Regions from separate parts of the Homo sapiens genome. Here region 2 is linked to region 1. Evidence: chromatin loops called from intact Hi-C (ENCODE). Cell type or tissue: dorsolateral prefrontal cortex. All regions are shown on one strand. Links, peaks and the distances in the headings refer to the core of each region. The heading gives the core; the rest is flanking DNA.

What was found. Hi-C counts contacts between places; a loop is a spot of excess contacts. Peaks named below come from ENCODE experiments on the same cell type or tissue, not always from the same donor. Only the 100,000 strongest peaks of a DNase experiment are listed, where the experiment ranks them.
Region 2: a loop joins it to region 1, with 2.1 times the contacts of the local background. A loop is called at or near these places in 3 of 110 quality-filtered maps.

Annotation. Positions count from the first base shown.
Region 1 is chr3:193,540,802-193,552,677 of GRCh38, forward strand. All of the region lies in intron 1 of ATP13A4 (ATPase 13A4), which reads right to left. Among named protein-coding and RNA genes, the nearest start is that of ATP13A4-AS1, 6.5 kb to the right of the region's middle. In dorsolateral prefrontal cortex, for the core only: no CTCF peak of the experiment used is centred there; a DNase peak (open chromatin) is centred at 7,810; H3K4me3 peaks cover 2,138 bases; H3K27ac peaks cover 7,263 bases.
Region 2 is chr3:193,454,793-193,466,668 of GRCh38, forward strand. ATP13A4 (ATPase 13A4) reads right to left here. Exons shown (of 30, transcript NM_032279.4): 11 at 11,233-11,390; 12 at 10,148-10,336; 13 at 7,970-8,031; 14 at 4,289-4,439; 15 at 2,587-2,673; 16 at 2,208-2,361. Among named protein-coding and RNA genes, the nearest start is that of ATP13A5, 82 kb to the left of the region's middle. In dorsolateral prefrontal cortex, for the core only: a CTCF peak has its summit at 7,058 (motif pointing right); a DNase peak (open chromatin) is centred at 7,069.

The sequences.
Region 1 (11,876 bases), core at 3,186-11,185:
GGAACACAAACAAAATAAGACTGGAAAGTAAATACATCAAGCAAAATACTAATGGTATTTGCCGTGGGTGACGGCATCATTGTGATTCTTCTTTTACATTATAATTTTCTATATTTTATACATTTTATTCATTGAACATGTTTCACTTTTAAAATCAGAACAATAGGGCCGGGCGCGGTGGCTCACGCCTGTAATCCCAGCACTTTGGGAGGCCGAGGCGGGCAAATCGCGAGGTCAGGAGATCGAGAGCATCCTGGCTAACACGGTGAAACCCCGTCTCTACTAAAAATACAAAAAATTAGCCGGGCGTGGTGGCAGGCGCCTGTAGTCCCAGCTACTCGGGAGGCTGAGGCAGGAGAATGGCGTGAACCCGGGAGGCGGAGCTTGCAGTGAGCCGAGATCGAGCCACTGCACTCCAGCCTGGGCGACAGAGCGAGACTCCTTCTCAAAAAAAAAAAAAAAAAAAAAATCAGAACAATAAATAGTGTTTTTTGAAAAGCCTTTTTCTACCTGCTCACAGATTATTTTACAAAGATATTATCTGATCACAGATTATCTATCTGTGATTATCGATCACAGATTATCTATCTGTGATTATCGATCACAGATTATCTATCTGTGATTATCGATCACAGATTATTAACCTGCTTACAGATTATTTCACAGAGATATTATCTCTGACAAAAGAGAAAAAAATCACCTTCAGGGACCTGAAAACTTTAAATACTATTTTTTCAGTTAGTTCACTGATTATATACTGACCATCAGATTGGAAATTCTGTTTCTTTCTTTGTTTGTTTGTTTGTTTGGACTACCCCACCCCATTTTTCTCACTCCAAGTAACAGTATCCAATACCCCAATATTCTTCTGGCAAACTACACCCTTCACTATTTGCAGCTGATGTGCTTCATGCAGAGTTGACTCTGACCCCAACTCTAGGAGAGGGCATGTGACAACAAGCATAGTATTCCAATGGCCACACAAATAAATTTAAAAAGCAAAAATGATTCAGTCAGAGCCAGTGAGAAGAAAGAGTATTTGGCTAAGACTATTGAAAGAAAGGCAAGTTCTTTTTTCCACTTGAAGTGGTACCTGGGGATGTGTAATCCTAGAGTTATCAGAGGGCTCCTTGTGAAGTATAACAATAAAACCCAGCTTGGAAGTTGTGTCCATGGCAATCAGGCAAGAGAAAGAAATAAAGGGTATTCAAATAGGAAAAGAGGAAGTCATACTGTCTCTGCTTGCAGATGGCATGATCCTATATCTAGAAAACCCCATCATCTCAGCCCAAAAGCTTCTTAACCTAATAAACAACTTCAGCAAAGTCTCAGGATACAAAATCAATGTGCAAAAATCAAAAGCATTCCTATACACCAACACTAGACTAGCAGAAAGCCAAATCATGAACTCCCATTCACAATTGCTACAAAGAGAATAAAGTACTTAGGAATACAGCTAACAAGGGAAGTGAAGAATCTCTTCAAGGAGAATTAGAAAACTCTGCCCAAGGAAATGAGAGAGGACACAAACAAATGGAAAAACATTCCATGCTCATGAATAGGAAGAATCAATATCATGAAAATGGCCACACTGCCCAAAGTAATTTATAGATTCAATGCTATTCCCATTAAACTGCCATTGACATTCTTCATAGAATTAGAAAAAAACTACTTTAAAATTTATATGGTACCCAAAAAAAAAAGAGTCCCCATAGCCAAGACAATCCTAAGCAAAAAGAACAAAGCTGGAGGCATCAGGCTACCTGACTTCAAACTATACTACAAGTCTGCAGTAACCAAAACAGCATGGTACTGGTACAAAAACAGACACATACACCAATGAAACAGAATAGATATCTCAGAAAGTACACCACACATCTACGTCCACCTGATCTTTGACAAACCTGACAAAAACAAGCAATGGGGAAGGGATTCCCTATTTAATAAATGGTGCTGGGAAAACTGGCTAGCCATATGCAGAAAATTGAAACTGGACCCTGTCCTTACACCTTATACAAAAATTAACTCAATATGGATTAAAGTCTTAAATGTAAAACCCAAAACTATAAAAAACCTAGAAGAGGCCAGGCACGGTGGCTCACGCCTGTAATCCCAGCACTTTGGGAGGCCGAGGTGGGCAGATCACAAGGTCAGGAGATCGAGACCATCCTGGCTAACATGGTGAAACCCTGTCTCTACTAAAAAATACAACAAAAATTAGCCGGGTGTGGTGGTGGATGCCTGTAGTCCCAGCTACTGGGGAGGCTGAGGCAGGAGAATGGCGTGAACCCAGGAGGCGGAGCTTGTAGTGAGCTGAGATCGCACCACTGCACTCCAGCCTGGGCAACAGAGCAAGACTCCATCTCAAAAAAAAAAAAGCCTAGAAGAAAATCTAGGCAATACCATTAAAAACATAGGCACAGGCAAAGATTTCATGACAAAAACTTCAAAAGCAATTGCAACAAAAGCAAAAATTCATAAATGGGATCTAATTAAGCTAAAGAGCTTCTGCACAACAAAAGAAACCATCATCGGAGTGAACAGACAATTTACAGACTGAATGAAAATGTCTGCAGTCTATCTGACAGAGGTCTAATATCCAGAAACTATAAGGAACTTGAACTTTTATAAGAAACAAACAACCCCATTGGCAAATGGGCACATGGAAAAGAATGCAGAAACCACTAAGAATAAGTAAGCAACACTAAACTAGTCTTGCCAAACCAACCTCATATAGTCTTTTGATAGCCGATCTTAACCAACTGGTTAGGACAATCATTAACACACACTTTATCTGATTTTCAAAAGTCTCTCTTGAGGATTTTTGCTTCTGAATGTAGAATGCTACAAAGAACATCACACTCCCCCTAACAACCAGGAAAAAATAGAGATAATCCACGAAGTCATAAATTTTCTTGAACTCATCAGATAGCTAAGGTTTCAAGGAAATCAAGTAAACCAAATTCCAAAGAACAAGTTCTTCCAAAAAGAAACAGGTTAAAACAATGTTTTTACCTTTTGCATCTCATGAAAGTGATGTTGGCCATATGAGTGATAAGAAGAAATGAGCTAAAATTTTAACAAATTTATAAAGTCCAAGTTTGGACTACAGCATCAGTTTAGCTTGAATATCTAAAGGTCTGAGACTCAGAAAGAGGCTGGCATCCACTCAGAAACTCTTCTTCCCAAGCATCAGTTGGTGTTCATCAGACAGACTGGGGGCAGAGGAGGACATCAGAGAGAGCTCCCTTTGGCAGCATAGGTCTGAAGGAGGTGACTAATGGCTCCAGGAGACAGGCTCAACTTCCCTCTTACTTCTCTGGACTCTTCTCTCCTACTATTTAAGCTTCTGGAATGAGATAGTAACTGACAAAGGCCAATTACTTCTAAGTAAGAAACCATCTGCCAGGACACAAGCAAAAATCAATTGAAGCCGGATGAAGGATAAAGGCAAAAACTTTTACCATTCACTATTCTGAAACCAGGATTCTACATTAAAATCAAATGAAATTAATAGCTAGTGGAGAAGCAAGAAACTCTCACCTAAGAAAACTACAAGTATAAGACAGATTTGGCTGCCACAGAGAGGGAGAATATGAATATTGACAAAGCACTACTCCCTGAAGCTAAGATACAAAGGGATTACCTAAGACTAAGTCTGGACAAGTGCAACAGATAACCCTGTCTACCTCTACTACAAGCCTAGCACTGAGTCATAAGCCCAGGAGGATACCACTGGGAGAGAAACAGGAGCACAAAGAGAGACCACTTCTACAATACAGGAATGCATAGATGACGAAAAAGTGAAGGAGTATCCAGATGATTTGATTTCAACACCTGTGATCCTAATCACTTCTAAGCCCAAAAGATCAGAGATTTAAGACTTATACAAAAAGGGATCTGGAGGTTTTGTTTCTCACAAGTTCAAAATAAGCCCAAAGTATAAAATAACTGCTAAACTAATAAGTACTGTGTGGGGCTTATGTAGCAGTACTAGTACTGGTACTGGTAATAACAGGCTACATCAAAAGCATAAAGTACACTGAGATATGAGCAGAAGGTTTGAAGTCAATCTGCCTATGCTTAATTTCTGTTTTTTTTGCTTCTTAGATGCCAGATTTGGGTATATTATATAGTTTCTCAGTGCCTCCTTTTGTAAGATTGAGGTTAACAACCCACTTGAGTCAGGAGAGAAGAGAGAAACTCATAATATATGCACACATTTTTCAATTCATCTCATCAGAAATATATCAAATAAAGTCAATGTGACATGTTAAATATAAACATGAAATAAGATAGTCTCAGATCTCTCCATCTACCCAAACTTAATTCTTGGATAGTTTTGTTTTAGAACTGGCCTCAAAACATGAAGCATTTTTCACAATATTATCTTCTAAGTACTGATTCTGAAACTCAAGTACCAGAGTTTCAAAATCCTTCAGCCATAGTTCCCCCAAGAAGGCAACAGATTCTGGAAATGCTGAAGTGATTACAGTTTTAGCCAGGGCCCTGCATGTGTACCCACTGAAATCAGAGTGTCCTGGCCTGAGGACATTATATTTCTCTGGAAAGCATTCAGGACATTTGGGCCTCCTCTCTGTTCTTTTTCTGAGGGGCCATTTCAGGTACAGCTGTACTCATTGTCCACAAGAATAGCCTTAGGCTGAGGGAAAAGTTGAGGAGATGGTATTCTGAGCTGCCTTTCAACTCTACCCAGCCTGTGGTTTCAGGCAGCTTACCAAGGTTTATATGAAGGGCACTCAGAAGTAGCTATGAGCCAATTTGTCAAGTCAACCTACTCTGTCTAGTCTTCACAAAGCCTTGAAATGGGCACCCAAAATGAATCTCTTCTGGATCCATCGGCAAATGACTAACTCCCTCACCAAAGTGCCAACTCAAGTTCCTGTGCTCTGTCTTCCATGGGCCTGAGGACCCTATACGGTTCGGCACTGTTAATCATTTGCCAATAGATTTACTCCTTATTTCGTTATTTATGAGTAATTGACACAACAACTGCCATAAATTTCCAGTTCCCATTTGATTTAATGTTTCCAGATATGCTTTTTCTTTCCTTGACCAAAAAATTCACAGCACTTTGAAAAAAAAATGAGTATTACTTAAATTTCTTAAGATGTTTCACAGCGATTTTATCTGTTTTCAAAATGTTTAAATTGTGTGTGTGTGTGTGTGTGTGTGTGTGTGTGTGTGTGTGTGTGTGTGTGTTTTGGCAAGGACCCCAAGAAATCATCTGTATTGAGCCTCGGTTCAATCCAGTAAGGTATTATTATTGAAACTGGCCCAATTGTCTCATAGAAGTGATCTTTATAGTCTTTTAAAATAAAAATATTAAAATTGACTCAGGTCTTGAAGATTGAAACTTACATTTGGCCCTCCCTTAGGAAACCCACCCTCAGGACTCCTGAATAGTATCAAGGAACTGAAACTCACCAGATCATCACATTCAGACAGTGAGAAACCAGGTCCCTCATTCCTCATGATTTCCTTACCACTCCCTAATTCCTGTTTACCCAATGTAGTTACTTACATTCCTTTCCTGCTGCATAAACCCCAATTGTAGTCAGTCAGGATATGGATTTGAGACTGATCTCCCATCTTCTCAGCTGCAGCACCCAAATGAAAGTCATCTTCCCTGGCAATACTTGTTGTCTCAGTGATTGGCTTTCTATGCAGCCAGCAGCAGGACCTAGACTGAAACCCTGGTGTTTTGGTAACATTATCTCCACCTTGTAAATAGGCCAGTGTTAAAGAGAGGTGAAGTGCTGCATGGTTGTAAGAATAAATAATGTTAGAGCCAACACAACAATGTTGGTCTCCAGCCTCCTGATGTTGTGTTTCTTTCAATTACACCCTAATGTTTTTTCTACCATCAGCAACTAAAGTAGCACTTCCAAAATTTAACAAAAACAAGAGGCAACAAACCATTATTTAAGGCAAGGACTTAAGCCATGGCCTGCCATTTACTTTGCCAAACGAACCTGGTAATGTCACTTAACCTCCCTATGCCTAAATTTTCGTATTCATAAAAGAGAGATGACAGTTCCTTAGTGGGTTGCTGAGAGGATTAAATAAATTACTATGTGTAAAGTTCTTAGTCCCGAACTTGGCTCAGATCAATCACCATATAAGTATTTGCTCTTACTATTGCCATCCCTACTCTCAGCTTGCTCCTACTTTTCCTTTGGGGATTAAATGGCATTATCATCTTTCCTCACTGGACAAGCTAAGAACCTTAGAGACATCCTTAATAACTACTCATCCTGTTACCTCTTCTTTCTTACTTCCCAGTCTTTGGATTATGAAGTCTTCTTAATTCTATCATTTAAATATCTATTAAATCCATTTTTTACTCAGCGTCCTGTCTGACAAGACTATATAGTTTAGTCCTATTCCTCTCACCTGGACTATTTCAAATACTTCCTCACTGTTCTCTCTTCCAACCAACTTTGCTCACTCAATGATGTAACATCCTTTAAAATATCCTACCATATTACTCTCTGCTTCAAAACTTCCAGTGGCTTCCACATTGTGTCATCCAGGCTGGCATCACAATCATTCTGACCAAATCCAGCTCCACCATCAAAGATTCTAATTCAGTAGGTCTAGAATGGCACCTAGGAATCTATTTTGTGTGTATTCCCCCACCTGATTCTATAGATCAATATTTGAGAATCATTGGAAAGGATACTCATTAGAATGCCTTATAAAGTTCTTCAAAATCATACTCCACCCTCCAGGCAAATGAAATGTCATCTTTCCCCTTGAAGTTTTCTTTGACTAAATTGTTCCTTCTTCTGTGTTCCCACAGTTCTGTATGCATAGCTCTCAATATGATACCTATTATATCACACTTTCATTATATTTGTAGCCCTGGGTTCCTAACTTGCAGGGACAACTTCATGGGCACACAACCTGTGTGGTCACACAGGGCCCACACTCAGAAGGGCCCTACGCTCAGAAGGTCCCTACACTTGGCTTAATGCTCTGCTATCACCATCCTGAAATTCTTAATAATTGTTGAACAAGGGACACCTCGTTTTCACTTTGCACTGGGTCTTGCAAATTATGTACTCAGCACGGCCACTCGATTGTGAGCTGCTTGAAAACAGAAGCTATTTGCTATTCTTTCAAAATCCTCCTTGGTTAGCACAGAGGACTCCTGGCAAAAAGTAGAGGTTTCTTAAATACTTGTTGGGTTTATACATGAATGGATGAAAAGATAAAGTATCTCATAGAAAAATAGTATAGTATGGTTAATTAACTCTGAAGAATAAGCTTTTGTTATTCTTGGGGGAGAGGAGGACTAATTGATAAAATCCTGAGACTATTGACCATTGACCTCTCCAAATAAATAACATAACATTTTCTAGGTTTATTTTTAAATTACTCAAACCACTCCTACTTTTGAGCTCTGCTGCATCCCTGTTCTCAGAATGCAAAATTGCAGTTAATAGAGCTTGCAATTACGCTATCATGCCCGGAGTTTTTGTGCCAGGTACTGTGTTAAATTCTGGGTGTAATGGGAAGGGGAAGGGATAAGCCAAGAAAATGTTAATTGAGCAGGGTCCCTGTCTTCAAGAAGCAATTAAATTTCACTCCTCTAAAATTTATATCGAAGATGAGTTGACTTCATGGGAGTTCTGCAGCAATGAATTGAGAATAAAGACATTAGACTTGGCCAGTGGCCCAGCTTCCTGAACATTTCAAATGACAAAATGTCTCAGCCTGAACACAATTCCCCCACTATGAGATCTGTGGGTTCACTAGTTAACATTGGCAACTGACTCAGAGGTGCTCATGGAGCATAATAAACAAGTGGCTATTGAGGTGGGGGAGGTGCTTTTGCTCCCGGGTGTTAGAGAAGAAAAGACGAACATCAGCTATCAAAGTGAGCCAAGTAATTGGTGGAAAAAAATGTTCCTAGCTCCTGCTGAAGGCATGACAGGACTTCCAATGTGGTAACGACCACACACCACCCTGCTGCCACGTTATGTGCCCATTACTAGGTTCTCCGAAATGACATGGAAGTCCAAAAAGAGTTTACCGTGCTTTTCCACTGCTAGTTTTTAGTTACCCACTACTGGTTGGTATAATATCAGTTACAAAATTAAGAGATTCTAGTTGAAAACATATAAATGCCAATAAACATACAAAGATGTGTTCAACTTCAAATCAAGGAAATGTAAAAATAATACAACCACAGAATATCAATTTTGTATACTGAATGAGCCAAAGTTAAAAAGACTGATAATTTTCAATGTCAGCATGAATGGAGGAGAAAGCAAGTATTCTCAAAAAAGACTGCTAATCCGAGTATACATTGGTACAACTATAACTTCTGAAGGGTAATTTGGCATGATGTGTTAATCCAAATTTAAAATGCATGTCCCCTTTGAGGCAGTAATAATAATTCTAGGCCTTTACCTTAAGGAAATAATCTGAAAAATAAATAAATATCTAAGTACAAAGTTGTTCATCACAGCAAAAAAAAAAAATTAGAAATAATAGCTGTGCAACACAGGAAACCTGCTAATACAGCACAATTCATCCAAACACAACTTGAACATTGAAATGGTTATGTGACACTATAATTATCAAATATATATATATATATAGAGAGAGAGAGAGAGAGAGAGAGATCCATAAAGCATTTGTAAGTATAATGGAAAGTCTAATTTTTTTTAAAGTAGAGATAGAATCACTCCATTTTTGTTAAAAAATACATATTGGCCAGGTGTGGATGCTCACGCTTATAATTCCAGCACTCTGGGAGGCCAAGGCAGGTGGATCTCTTGGGTCCAGGAGTTTCAGACCAGCCTGGGCAACATGGTGAAACCCTCTCTCTACATAAAATACTGGAAAATTAGCCAGGCATGGTGGCATGCGCCCGTGGTCCCAGCTACTCAGGAGGCTGATGTGGGAGGATCACCTGTGCCTGGGAGGTTGAGGGTGCGGTGAGCTATGATCACACCATTGCACTCCAACCCAGACAGAGACCCTTTCTCCAAAAAAAACTAACATGAAAAAGATACATATTTCTAAGTATATGTATATTTTTTAAGAATAGAATTTTTAAATCAATGGAATAATCTTGTTTTGCCATGATGCAAACAAACGGATGATATCCAAAAACAATATTCATGTTGTTTTTCAACATGTAGCGGGGAAAAGGGAAATTATGAGGCAACAATATGTTCAGTGATGTGCTGGTAAGTATTTAACAAATGGCCTTCAGGCGGGGCAGGGTGGAAGTCCCGTTGTAGTATCCACAGATTTCTGTGGCATAAATAGCACCAACATTATTTATTTCAAGCTACCAATGTGATGTCACTGAATTAGGAGTTCGGAAGAAATACAATTGCACCATGCTGTGTAATACCACTACCTAGTATTTCCATGATACAGATAAATTAGGTGCAAATAATCTCAAAAGCACAGATAAGTATGAAGATAGAGCAAAATAGTTAGAAAGTGGTGAATTTTAGGTTTTTTTTTTTTTTTTTTTGAGACGGAGTCTCACTCTATCCCCCAGGCTGGAGTGCACTGATATGATCTCAGCTCACTGCAGCCTCAACCTCCTGGACCAAAGCGAGCTTCCCACCTGAGCCTCTCAAGTAGCTGGGACTACAGGTGGATACCACCACATCCAGATAATTTTTTTGTATTTTTATAGACAGGGTTTCACTATGTTGCCCAGGCTGGTCTGGAACTCCTGGGCTCAAGCAATCTGCACGCCTCAGCCTCCCAAAGTGCCGGGATTACAGGCTTGAGCCATGGCGCGCAGCCTGCATTTTTTATTGACATGTCTGGTGGTAAACTCATGAAGCATATTTACTTCATTCTTTAGATCCTTATTTGCCATTTCAATATTTTTACAATAAACATATGTTACCTTTATAATCAGAAAAGAATTCAAAGGTTTTTTTATTTTTTGTCTTATTTGTTAAGGCCTAGAGAAAAATATCAGGGAACGTTACTTTTTAAAAGTCTCACTGGAACAAAACACTTCCCCAAAAGATTGATTGTGTTAAGGTGTAACTAAAGAGCAATGTTAGAATCAATTAAGCCATGATACCTTCGTTCAGCCATGGTATAAGGAAATGGTTCTAAATTCCTTCAAAATAGAAATACAAAACGTCAGGACTCAAAGAGATTTGTGCTCCCAGACATTCTCATACTCTCACTTTACAAATAAGGAAGCTAAAAAAGGTAGGTGTTTTCCCAACGTATGCACAAGGTAAGTAGAAGATAACCCAGCTCCTCTCCATTTATAAGTGGTCTCTACGGCCTATGAATAAAAGTACATATTCCTGGCCAGGTGCGGTGGCTCATGCCCATAATCCCAGCACTTTGGGAGGCTGAGGCAGGTGGATCACAAGGTCAAGAGATTAAGACCATCCTGGCCAACACGGTGAAACACCATCTCTTCTAAAAATACAAAAAATTAGCCAGGCATGGTGGCATGCAGCTGTAGTCCCAGGTACTCGGGAGGCTGAAGCAGGAGAAACACTTGAACCCAGGAGGCAGAGGTTGCAGTGAGCCGAGATCACGCCACTGCACTCCAGCCTGGCAACAGAGCAAGACTCCGTGTAACAAAAAGAAAAAAAAAAAGTACATATTCCTTTTGGTATAACTGAATGGCAAGAGATGACCTCATTTTTGTGGGATAGTATTTACTCAATTGGTTAATTGCTAAGCCCTTGGCTTTTCCTACCTTTATTTAGATGATAGCAGCTCACACCTCGCCAGAACTGTTTACTTCTCAAAACATGTTTATATGGATTATCTCCACTGATCTTCATGAGAACTCTGTGAGTCTGGTGGGGGTAAGAAGGACCAGTCCTATTTTACAGGTATAAAAACTGAGGCTAGAGCAGGCAAGCGGCTGGCCCAAGGCCGGTGAGAGCCAGGCCTCCCGTCCCGTCCCAGTGCTCTCCCAGAGTTTCCTCCTCGAAGCCTTTCTGAGGCAGTCATTTAGGTGAACCTTCGCTGAAGGCCACTTTCTCACCTTTCCTTCCTTCTCCCTCCAAAAGCTTCTTTCTACCTTTGGGTCCTGTCTCATTTCGCAGTTAAAGATATTATTTTCAGGTCACCTAGGGTTGCTCTTTAGTTCCTGTTTGCTTTTGGTTTGTTACTTGTTTATTTATTTATTTTTATCTATTTACTTATTTTTGAGACAGAGTCTTGCTCTGTTGCCAGGCTGGAGTGCCATGGCGCGATCTTGGCTCACTGCAACCTCTGCCTCCCAGGTTCACGCCATACTCCTGCCTCAGCCTCCCAAGTAGCTGGGACTACAGGTGCACGCCACCCTGCCTAGCTAATTTTTGTGTTTTTAGTAGAGATGGGGTTTCACCATGTTGGCCAGGATGGTCTCAATCTCTTGACTTGGTGATCCGCCCGCCTCGGCCTCCCAAAGTGCTGGGATTACAGGCACGAGCCACCATGCCCAGCCTGTTTTTGGTTTTTTAACTCCAAAATGGAAGATAATCCCAGGCATCTTTAGGCCTCAGAATATTCTTCTTTATTTGACATGAGGTCTAAACCCTAGCATGTTGTTTTCTCTTGAAATTTGAAGTAATTTCTACCACAAGAGAAATTACGTTTGCAAAGGTTCAAGTAAAGTATATTATAAAGCATGAAACTAAACACTTTGGTGTGACACATTTCTGGACTTGGAAGTCAGAGAAGACAGACTTATTTAAGCTACTCGAATTATCTAGAAGAAAAAAGAAACTCAAATTATCTATAACAGAACAGATGCTGGGGAATCTAAGAAGACTGGATGTTGATGTTCTCCTTAGCTTTGTTTTATGAAGGAAGGGAATGTGTTCTGTTAAGAGTGGAATGTTCTCCGGAAG
Region 2 (11,876 bases), core at 2,169-10,168, 87 kb before region 1:
ATAGGCACAGGCAAAGATTTCATGACAAAGATGCCAAAAACAATTGCAACAAAAGCAAAAATTGACAAATGGGATCCAATTAAACTAAAGAGCTTCTGCACAGCAAAAGAAACTGTCAAAGAGTAAACATACAGCCTACAGAACAGGGGAAAATTTTTGCAAACTATGCATCCAACAAAGGTCTAATATCCAGCATCTATAAGGAACTTAAAGAACATTTACAAAAAGAAAAAAACAAACAACCTCATTAAAAAGTGGGCAAAGGGCCGGGTGTGGTGGCTCAAGCCTGTAATCCCAGCACTTTGGGAGGCCGAGGTGGGCGGATTATGAGGTCAGGAAATCGAGACCATCCTGGCTAACACGGTGAAACCCCGTCTCTACTAAAAATACAAAAAAAAATTAGCCGGGCGAGGTGGCGGGAGCCCGTAGTCCCAACTACTAGGAGGGCTGAGGCAGGAGAATGGCGTGAACCCGGGAGGCGGAGCTTGCAGTGAGCCGAGATTGCGCCACTGCACTCCAGCCTGGGCAACAGAGCGAGACTCCGTCTCAAAAAAAAAAAAAAAAAAAAAAAGTAGGCAAAGGACATGAACGCTTTTCAAAAGAAGACGTACATAAGACCAACAATCACACACACACACAAAAGCTCAACATCATTGATCATTAAAGAAATGCAAATCAAAACCACAGTGAGATACCATCTCAAACCAGTCAGAATGGTGATCATTAAAAAGTCAAAAAACAGCAGATGCTGGTGAGGTTGTAGAGAGAAAGAAGTGCTTATACACTGTTGGTGGGAGTGTAAATTAGTTAAACCACTGTGGAAGAAAACACAGTGATACCCCAAAGTCCTAAAGACAGAAATACCATTCAGCCCAGAAATCCCATTACTGGGTATATAGCCAAAGACAGGTAAATCATTGCATTATAAAGATGCACATGCATATATATGTTTATTGCAGCACTATTCACAATAGCAAAGACATGGAATCAACCTAAATGCCCATCAATGGTAGACTGGATAAAGAAAATGTGGTACATATACATGATGGAATACTAGGCAGCCATAAAAAAGAATGAGATCATGTCCTTTGCAGAGACCTGGATGGAGCTGGAGGTCATTATCCTTAGCAAGCTAACATAGGAACATAAAACCAAACTTATATGTGGGAGCTAAATAATGAGAACACATGGACATAGGGGGGAACAACACATACTGGGGCCTGTTGTAGGGTGGAGGGTGGCAGGAGGGAGAGGATCAGGAAAAATAACGAATGGGTACTAGGCTTAATACCTGGACAGTGAATTAATCTGTACAAGAAACCCCCATGACACAAGTTTACCTATGTAACAAACCTGCACATGTACCACTGAACTTAAAATATAGGTTAAAAAAAGGAGTGAAATTGAAAAAAACTCACAAGTTCTGCTCTAAGGATTTCTGTCTAATTGAGTTACAGCCAGCAGACTAACAATGCAATCAAATGAGATCATTGCTATGATCCATGCCACTGCAGCATGCTATGGAAAGCGTTTGGTGGTGTACATACCAGCCTGGGAGGAGGTGGTTCAGTAAAGGAAGGATTCTGGGGCTGAGGGAGAATCATGAGCTTAGGCATGGAGGCATGAGAGTAAGCTGTGAAGACTTAGTTCAGCTCAGGAAAAGCACAGGATGAGGAGTGGTAAGGCCCATCTGGAAAGTTCACTGGGAGTTCAAACCTGAAAGCCTTATATATGATCCTAAAGAAATTTGAGATTATACTGGAGCCTATGAGAGCAACTAAAATAATCGTGAGGTAAAAAATCTGGTCACAGTACAGAGGGCAAATCAAAGTTGAGGAGACTGGAGGCAGAGGGTCAATCCACCAACTATTGAAGTGATGAAGAATGATGAAAGCATGAGCAGGTGCAGAGAAGGACCATGGACTAGCAACTGATGAGACAGAGGCACTAAGGGGGAGTGAGAAATCAGAGATGACACGTAAATGGGGTGGTGGCGGGGGATGGTGGTACCGTGCACCAAAATAGGAAACTGGGAAATACAGGAAATGAGAAAGACACGCTTGGTTTTCGTATTGAATTTGGAATGCCAGTGAGCCACCCAATTGGTGATGACCCATAGGCGATTGAATTAATAGATCAAATGCAGTGGGAACATATTTATCTGGAGATACAGATTTGCCAGGTGTAATCCAAGTCAAGTTACAGACCTGTCTCAGGTTGGCAAAAGCTGGCCACCCTCTCTGGTGCACCTTTCATGAATGCCAGTCGGTCACCTCCCATCTCTTGGACAATGACTGTCATTCTTTGCAGTGCCGATGAGAATGGGAACTGATGCAGGATTGCAATTCCTTCCACTGGGACCTGGTTGAGGGATGGGGAAAGGAGAGGAACATGCTGATACAGCTTCTAGCTACTGGGAATTAACCACTCCTTCCGTAATATTCATTTTAACAAATAAGGGGGAAGGTCTCACCCATTTTCACACCTGAAATTCAAAGACACATCTGTGACCTTTCAAAAACTGGGGGCCAGAAGAGTTTCTCTTTGAGTTTGGGTGTTGTGGGGTGAAGAGCAAGCAGGGCTTACCTGGCTGGCTGTTCTGCAGGGCTTAACTACCATGGCATGTGCCGGCACTCCCTTGATGTGGAAATCGTCCCCAGAAAAAGCCATTTCCTATTTCACAAATAGGATATTTCATTGCAGAGATTTATTTATTGTTTGCCCACTGATGCTATGCTTGAACCCTCCCCTTGAGAAGATCCTCAGACCACCTCAATGTGTTTTCCGTGTCTCTTCCCTCAGAGGTGAACCAGATTTATTCCGCCACAGAAAAAAAGAATGCATTGAAAATGCTGCACAACTTGAAGGGCAGACACTTTTGAATTATTCATGCAATTTATCTTGTTTTCTCTGTTGGAATGTGCTGTGTAAAGGCTCAGTCTCCATTTCTGAAGAGCCTAGCTTGAAAGCCATGCACATGAAGGGCCAGACTTCTTTTGTGTGAAGCAAGCACCTTTCTGTCGTTCTTTTCCTGCACTTCACGGCTCTTCCTGCCCTTGCATGTGTGTCTAATTTGGATGGATGGTTCTCAGGGCTGGGGTAGGGCAGGGCAGAGACTGTGATATACATGGTTAATAATCAGTAATTGCTATAATAATGACCCTAAATTATAGTCAAAGGGACCTTTTACCCAAAGACAACACAGTGCTTTGTAATCATCTCACTGAGTGGCTGACAAGGTCCCAGAGAGAAAACTGCAATCCCTATTTAAAGATATGGAATCAGTAACCCAGAAAAGATGGAGGATTGGCAAAGTTATATTAGATTGCTATGAAATAATGCTCCAGGAGATTTGGAAGGGACCCTGAAGATTGTCTCTTTCAGTGGTGCTCAAAGTGTGCCACCAGAGGCGAGAGCTATATGCAGCTCAGGAGAAAGGAAGGGATTATAGCTAAGTAGTCAGGGATGCAGGTCCCTTAGTCCTCATCTTTAGATCCCACCTTTTATTTCAACTGGAGTAACTCCAGCTATTTAGTCTTTAGAGTGTTTCTGGAGAACGTTTCCTTTTACGAGAAGATTCCAGATTGTTTGTCTTGTTTTGTGTTATGTGAACACCACTGGTCTAATTCAACTTCATTTTATGGTCATGAGAGCCAAAGCCCCAACATGAGAGATAGCTTAATGGGATTCAGCAGTCAGTTAGAGCAGAGACAAAACTAGAATCGGAAAAGCCAGATTCCTGAACGACACTGTTGGCTCTTAAATCTAGTTTAGAGTCTCAACAAAAGCTCTTTAGTGGTTTTCCTTTTTGTTCTTTCTAGTCTTGGAAATAAAATCAATATGAAATTAATAGAAATAAGACTTATAGTCCCCGTGAATCTATGAGTTATCCTGAGCACTGGAGAAAGCAATGTTTTCTGATCCCCATATTCTGGAAAATCTTCGAAACCAGACAATGCTCGGAGAACAGTACAGAGAGACAAGAAATAACTGCATAATAAGTACAATTATATTAATATGATCGAACCTTTAATATTTGCCAGGCATAGTGCCAAGGATTTTCTTACTGCATCATCTCATTTAATCCTCACAATCTCATTATGTAGATGCTATTATTAGCTTCATTGCACAGATGAGGAAACCAGCCTTAGATTGGTTTGCCCTTCACTACCAAATGTACTCCACATTGGAAACCTCACCTTTTATAAGAATTAGATAGCTCTGATATTGCCTATGTTGCTCTGGCATTGAAGAAGCTTCTCAGATTCTCTGAAGAGCAGAGGCTTACCCAGGTGGTGGCTTCAAACATTTTGAGGTCCAGAGGGTCTCCCTGGATGGTCCCATCAAGAAGGATCAGAGAGTGGCAGCTGGCCATCGCTGCACACAGTGGGCCCCATGGCAAAGCCTGGCCTGAGGCAAAGCTGTGAACTTCCTGAAAGCTTAAGGAGAAAAGGAAATGGGTTTCCATTCCATCGCCTCATGCCAAAACAGAGCATCTTGGAGGTGAACAAACATCTTTATAAAAAAATAATTTAATATGCTTTGTTGCATTAATAGCCACTCTCCAATCCTCCCACATTAATAGTGCTTCATTCAGCCAAGTAAGTTCACTGAGTATGAGAAAGGTCTCTGAGTTTTTTCTTTTTCTTTTGGATACAGGGTCTCACTCTATCACTCTGTCACCCAGGCTGGAGGAGGACAGTGGCGTGATCTCGATTCATTGCAACCTCTGCCTCCCAGGTTCTAGCGATTCTCCTGCCTCAGCCTCCTGAATAGCTGGAATTACAGGCAGCCACCACCATGTCAGGCTAATTTTTTGTATTTTTAGCAAGGATGGGGTTTCACCATGTTGGCCAGGCTGGTCTTGAACTCCCAACCTCAGCTAACCCACCTGCGTCGGCCTCCCAAAATGGTGGGATTACAGGCGTGAGCCACTGTGCCCGGCTAAAAACATTTTTCAAATGAACACTGCATCCCCCTCTTCCACCCTGGCCTCTTGTGTCCATATCCCAACCATTATCCCCATCATCTCATTTTAGATAAGAACATAGTCTCATCTAAAAAGCTATTAAAATACAACTCAAATGTCATATGCAGGCTTCCTTCACTAATTCAGAGTGGAGGCCATTAAGTTCAGCTTTGGCGTCACAAGAAGAATGTTGTCTGCAGCTTGGTTAGTCACAGCCCCTTCTCAAATGTGCAGCACAGGCGTTGGTTCTCAAAGCAGCTTACCCTATTAGGAGGACGTTTGAACGGTGGAAGCTTCATCCTACATTGGGGCAGAATCTGCTCCTGGGAGCCAGTAAGGGTCCACTTGCTCCCCCTCCTCCACATGCCAACTTCTTTCAAACTTAGGGATCAACTCTGCCGTCCCCTTCACCCTCTCTCCCTCTGGTGTCGCACAGGAACCTCCGGCTGTTCCTCTAATAACAGCTTGATCAGGCCTCCCTCTCACCTTCCTTATTCTTCTTTTTTGGAAAAGTTCCTAAATTTGTCATTGTCTGATCCTGGAGACCACATTTCAAGACAGACAATTACTTCTGATAATATGGACCCTGAATTTATTTAAAGATAACCTTAAGTTGCTGTAGCCCTTTGTTTTGAAAGCAAACACATCTCAGTGTTAACTCACAATTCAGCCACATGGCTTCCTGGCTTTTGCATTCAAGCTTCCTTTTGTCACACTAAGAGTTCAAAAATGTCCTGGCTTCATATTGACCCTGTTAGTTATACTTATTACTATGTCTTAAAAGAGCAGCTCATCTTGGTGGTTTACCACATACCCAATGGTATTTTAGTAAATATCTAAAAGGAAGAGACCACCAGCAGGACAGTTAACACAGAAACTTAAACGCACACTGAAAAGCAAAATACAGATCAGAAAAAAAATCTTATTTTTACTATGAGACGTACACTGTCACTAGTCCGTAATTCTGAGTGTATAATTCTGCATTCGAGAGGATTGGGCCAGACTCTGTTTAGCACAGCAAATACATAAAGCTCTCTATCATTCCTGTCCACCCATTTTTATCTGAGTATTTCTGGTTATCAATCCCTGATAGCCTTTAATAGTTCTTAAAGTATCTGACACAACAATCAGGGCTTTTTGGAAAGGAAGAAATATCAGAGATGAGCTCACCTTTAACAAGAAGGTATTGAATAGTCTATAAGTCAGGTGCTCACTTCTTACCTAGAATTAATTCTGTTTTGTTTCATTTTATTAATTAAATTTGTCATTTTTTATTTTAAATTGTTTTAATCATTGGAATTCAACTTTGATTGGAAGGCAGGAAGGCAGCAAGGCAGGAAGGAAGGAAGGAAGGAAGGGAGGGAAATGAATCATTTACCTAAACATTATATTAATTGTTATTCCTTAAATGTAACAAGTCACTTTTAGAAACAAAGTTTCCAAAGTTTTATGAATAGTTTGGTGTCAATGGAATAAGAAGAACATTCAAAAGACAGAACATATTGAGTTCATTTTAGATGAGCGATTACTGTGCACCTACTATTTGTGCCTAGTACAGAGCTACAGCACTTAGGATGCAAATCTAAATAAGAACAAGACTGCTCTCAAGATGCTCACATATTTGAACAAATGTACACATATTTTGCAGAAGCTGAAACAGAAAAACACTAATGAACCATGAGACAAAGTATATATCCAAATCTATCTTCTAGGAAAAATGAAAGAACTTTAGAGTTTAACACTTTCAGAGGCCTCTTCTGTACACTAAAGTGGTTAGAAGCACGAGGATCACTTTTTTAATCCAGGAATTAGACTTGTTTCTAGATAGCATTTTAATATGACAATTATTAAACTATGTGTAATTAACATTTTATGGATAAATTACATGTCATAATGCAAAAGAACCACAAAGAACCTTTCATGTACAAAATGCTTTGTGATTTAAGTTATAAGTGTTAGAGGAAAAAACTTTCATTTTCAAACAAAACATAAACGTCAAGTGCATCAGAGATTTCATGTTCTGATTCCACGGGAGTTCGTAGTGAGTTGAAAAAGCGGGCAGAGACGCAAACTCAAACATGGCCACAAGAGGGCCACAGGAGAGGACTGTGCAAATCTTTACCACACCATGCTGAGAACTGTCAAAACCGTCTTTTCTTGCTAGGAAAAAGGAGTTTCAGCCAAGTGCAGTGGCTGATGCCTGTAATCCCAACACTTCAGGAGGCCGAGGTGGACGGATCACCTGAGGTCAGGAGTTTGAGACCAGCCTGGCCAACATGGTGAAACCCCGTCCCTACTAAAAATACAAAAATTAGCCAGGCATGGTGGCAGGCACCTGTAATCTCAGCTACTCGGGAGGCTGAGGCAGGAGAATCGCTTGAACCCAGGAGGCGGAGGTTGCAATGCACCAAGATCATGCCACTGCACTCCAGCCTGGGCGACAAGAGTGAAACTCCGTCTCAAAAAAAAAAAAAAAAGAAAAAAGAGAGTTTCCAGCAGCCAGAAAGTAGAGTTCTCAAAATTTGAATACCAAGAAACATGAGTACACTAGCTACGGTTCTACAAATGTTCCTCTTCCTGAAATTCAGGGTACAAAAGTAAGAGCAGTGTCCTTCCTCCTAGCACATCAAGAGGCTTCAGCTTGAACAAAGAATGTTACCTCCTTAAAGGACAGTGTCCTGGTAATGTCTAAATTACTTATACTGCGTCAACTTCATGCTGGAAGCAAATTATATTTTAGCAAGGATTTGAATGCAGTGTCAAAGCTTCATCTCCAGGATTTGTGAGTGGCATGGGACTGGGTTGGGATGGGGGGAAATGTGTGTGTTTTAGGGAGGCTTTGAAGAATTAAAGATGAGAAGTTAAAAGAAGATACTTTGGCAATCATTGTCCACCAAAGCCAAAGTCCAAATGTCTCCATTCTTAATTTCAAGAGAAAACACGGAATTTTGGAAAAAGAGACACTAGAATGCATTTAGTCCAAGAGTCCAAGGTACTCACCCATTCCTATCACAGGACACGACTCCCCAGAGGTCCAAGCCGTCCCTTGTTAAGGTGCCTGTCTAAACAGAAACAAATGCTCCATTTACTCTGAAGATCCAGGCAAGGAGCGGTGGCTCATGCCTGTAATCCCAGCACTACGGGAGGCGGAGGCAAGAGGATCACTTGAACTCAGGAGTTTAAGACCAGCCTGGGCAACATAATGAAACCACCTCCCTATTTTAAAAAAAAAAAAATCCAGTGGCCCCATAGCGAAGACTCCGTAGTGCAGATAAATAAGGTATTTTTGTAATGAGAAAATACTTCACAAACATATTAACAAGATCAGCACTTCAAGGAGGGGCACAATGGGTGGGTCTCTGGAGTGCCCGTTGGAAGCGTTGATGAGCTCATGCCAGTTGTCTAACAAGCTGGCACTTAATCTTTTCAAACTTTAGTGTCCTCCATAACAACAACAAAAAAAGTATCTTCCTCACAACTTCAGAGGATTGTTTTGAGGATCTAATGGTAGACTGAATGGATGTGAAAGTCCTCGATATAAAATGGGTGAGTCCTAGTTTCATAGCAGAAGTTTAAAATATGTCATTAAAATAAGGAATAGAGTGAAATTTTTACCTGCAGGGCACTGTGAACAGACTCGAAAGAAATGGTTTGCTATTTGGTAAAAAAAAAAAAAAAAAAAAAAAAGGTGGTGGTATTTCTCTCAGTGCAATATTATGGTTAAGAATTCAGGTTAGGTTTAAACACCAGTTGTGTGACCAGAGCAAATTAATCCCCCTAAATATAAGAGCTCTTATCTGTAACATGGTCATAATCTCAGAGAGCTGTGGTGAAGATTAAATGGGATAACATAAAGTGTTTCATTTAATATCTAGCATACAGTAAAAGCTAATAATAATCATAATTATTCATAATTATTGCTCATTTTTTATACAAATTGAGGTCACAATTATCTCTCCCACTCCTGTTTCTTTTTCCAGGTCCGAGGATATAATCTCATAAATAGAATGTCATTTCTTACATTGCTAGTTTGATCACAAAATAATATACAAAATGGTGGCAAGAGTCATGTTGACTTTCTGTTCTTGGTAGATCTTTCTGATATTCCAATAACTATAAAATACAGCCCTGATCCCATTAATTCTCAACTATCAAAACCTTCAGTGTACTGTTGAATGAATATAGCTTCAGTTTGGGAAAATAAAAGAAGTTCTCAAAATGAATAGTAGTGATGGTTGCAGAACAGTGAGAAGGCACTTAATGCCAGTGAACAGTACACTTAAAAATGGCTAAAATAGTAAATTTTATGTTATGTGTATTTTACCACATTTAAAAAGTAAATTAAAGAAAGAAGTCAACAACAGCAACAAAAGCCTTCAAATAACCCTCCACTGCTTAAAATATATGTAAACAATTTCTTAGCCACACATTCAAGGTCCACAGATAGCTTCTCCCATTACCAACATCCTGCTCTAGTCAAAACCACACTCTCTTGCTTTCCTGCCTCCAGGCCTCTACCCATGCTCACCTGTTCACAATGCCCTGAAAGGCATTTCCATCTTATTCTCTCACAACTCCCACCTTCACCCCAGCATATGTGTGTACAGACTAAATAAATACAATAAAAAGACGGTAGAATACGAGGCTGGTTGGGAATAACTGGCAAATAATCAAGGGTAATTTTAAGCAATAAAGTACAGATGGGAAAATACAGCAAAAGCTTGATATGAGTATCATAGTAAGGCACAGTTTAATAAACTCTTCCTTTTTTATTTGTTCATTAATTCAATCGATATTTATTGCACACTAACTATATGCCAGGCAATATTCTCAGCATCAAGGATACAGCAGTGACGATAGCAAAGGGTTTAAATTTTCGTCTTTGTATGAAGGTTTTGACTGCAGAGAAACAGGATGCTACTTTAATTGCTTTTCATAGGATATCAAAGCTGGAAGGACCCAAAAAGATTCTCCTATTTAGTACCCACTTCTCCTCTAAACCTTGGACTCTGCGAGCTCAAGAGACATATCTTTCCCAGATCATGCATCTAACCAGGGATAAAATGAAGACAGGCACCCACATTCTATGTCTCCTGCCTTGCAAGGGGGTAAAAGTAGATATACATGATGACAGCAATGGTAAAAATGATGATAAGAATAAGGATGAAACACACATACCTTGTCAAAGCAGACAAGGTTTAACTGTCCACATACGTTGATCCTCTGGGGGCTAATGCAGAAGATGCCTCTCTTCTTCAGCCTCCTCTGGGCATAGATAATGCCTGTGGTCAGAGCAGCAGGTAGAGCCGGAGGAACCGCAATTGTGATGACGTCAAGGGCTTTCCTCACCACCTCCTCTGGAGGTTCCTGGACGACAGTCATTCTTTAATTATTACAGACAAATCTCTGATGAACAGCATATGACTCTTTGCCTTTTTTTTTTGAGGCGGAGTTTTGCTCTTGTCGCCCAGGCTGGAATACAGTGGTGTGATCTCAGCTCATTGCAACCTCCACCTCCCGGGTTCAAGCGATTGTCCTGCCTCAGCCTCCTGAGTAGCTGGGATTACAGGCACACGCCACCACACCTGGCTAATTTTTGTATTTTTAGTAGAGACGGGGTTTTGCCATGTTGGCCAGGCTGGTCTTGAACTCCTGACTTCAGGTGATCCACCTGCCTTGGCCTCCCAAAGTGCTGAGATTACAGGCATAAGCCACCTTGCCCGGCCTTCCTTCTTTTTGTTTACTTCTTTAGGTCAAATTTCAAGAAATGATATCAGTGGGTTAAAGGCATGACCATGTTTATAGCTCTCACTATCTTTCACCAAATAGCAATAAAAAACCCATGTGATTTATATTGTTACCAGCAAAACAATAACGTACTAGTCTGCCATGACCTCACCAAAACTGGGTGTCTGATTTTATTTAAAATCCCTTGCTCAATAGCTCTAAATATGCTACTTTATTGAAAGAAATATATTCTCAGATTGAAAAGAAAAAATGGTATAAAGTGTGAGGAAAAGAGAAGTACACTGATATATCAATAAACAGATTGTTTTATCCCATTATCCCATGAAACCTGTTTGTTATTATGGAACTTAGTGATCAATTGCTGACTGGGATCTGGAAGTCTATACGTAGGCATCAGTGCTTGGTTTTGTTTCCCAGGTTTGTAAACCACATCCTAGGTTAAGGCCAACATGCACAGTACAAAATATACAGAGATGAGTGTGTGTGCATTTAATAAAAGAGCAAAGACAGCTTACCCCACTAAGCACATAGACACACAGAGTATAGATCATCCCAATGGTGGCTGTTCCTACAAGGCACAGGAGGAACCTGATGGCATCCCTGTACAACTGAAAATTCACTGGCTTAGGGTAGAGAATGGATCTCACAAGGTCTCCCTTTGCAGTGTTGAATCCTGGAACAACAAACACACACCCCACACTCTCAGGAGACCAACGCTACTGCTAGCTCTTCCAAACCTCAACACTGCCTTTGTTTTTCTCTGCTGATATTTGAACAGTGTTTAAGCTCAAAGGCAATTGAAAGATAACTAGAAAAATACATAAATGCTGGAACGGAAATCTCTATCTCAGAGCCCAGTACTCTCTCTGGCCTTCCTTCCCTCTACTTCCAATTTCAATGCATCCTGGAGATAGAAAACCGCCGTACTGGGTGCACAGCACAGCTTTGCCAAATAGCATTTTATTTTAAGAAAATGACTCAAACGTGTGCACGCACACACATGTCACTGAATTGAAATTAAGTGGTCCAGTAAATACTGATGGACTCACTTTTCTAATACTTTGCAATGTTAAATTTTCAGTTTCTAGCCCACCCTGGAAAGAACTTGGGATTCAGGATGAGACCTGAGTTCTAGGTCCAGCTCTGTCAATTGCTGGCC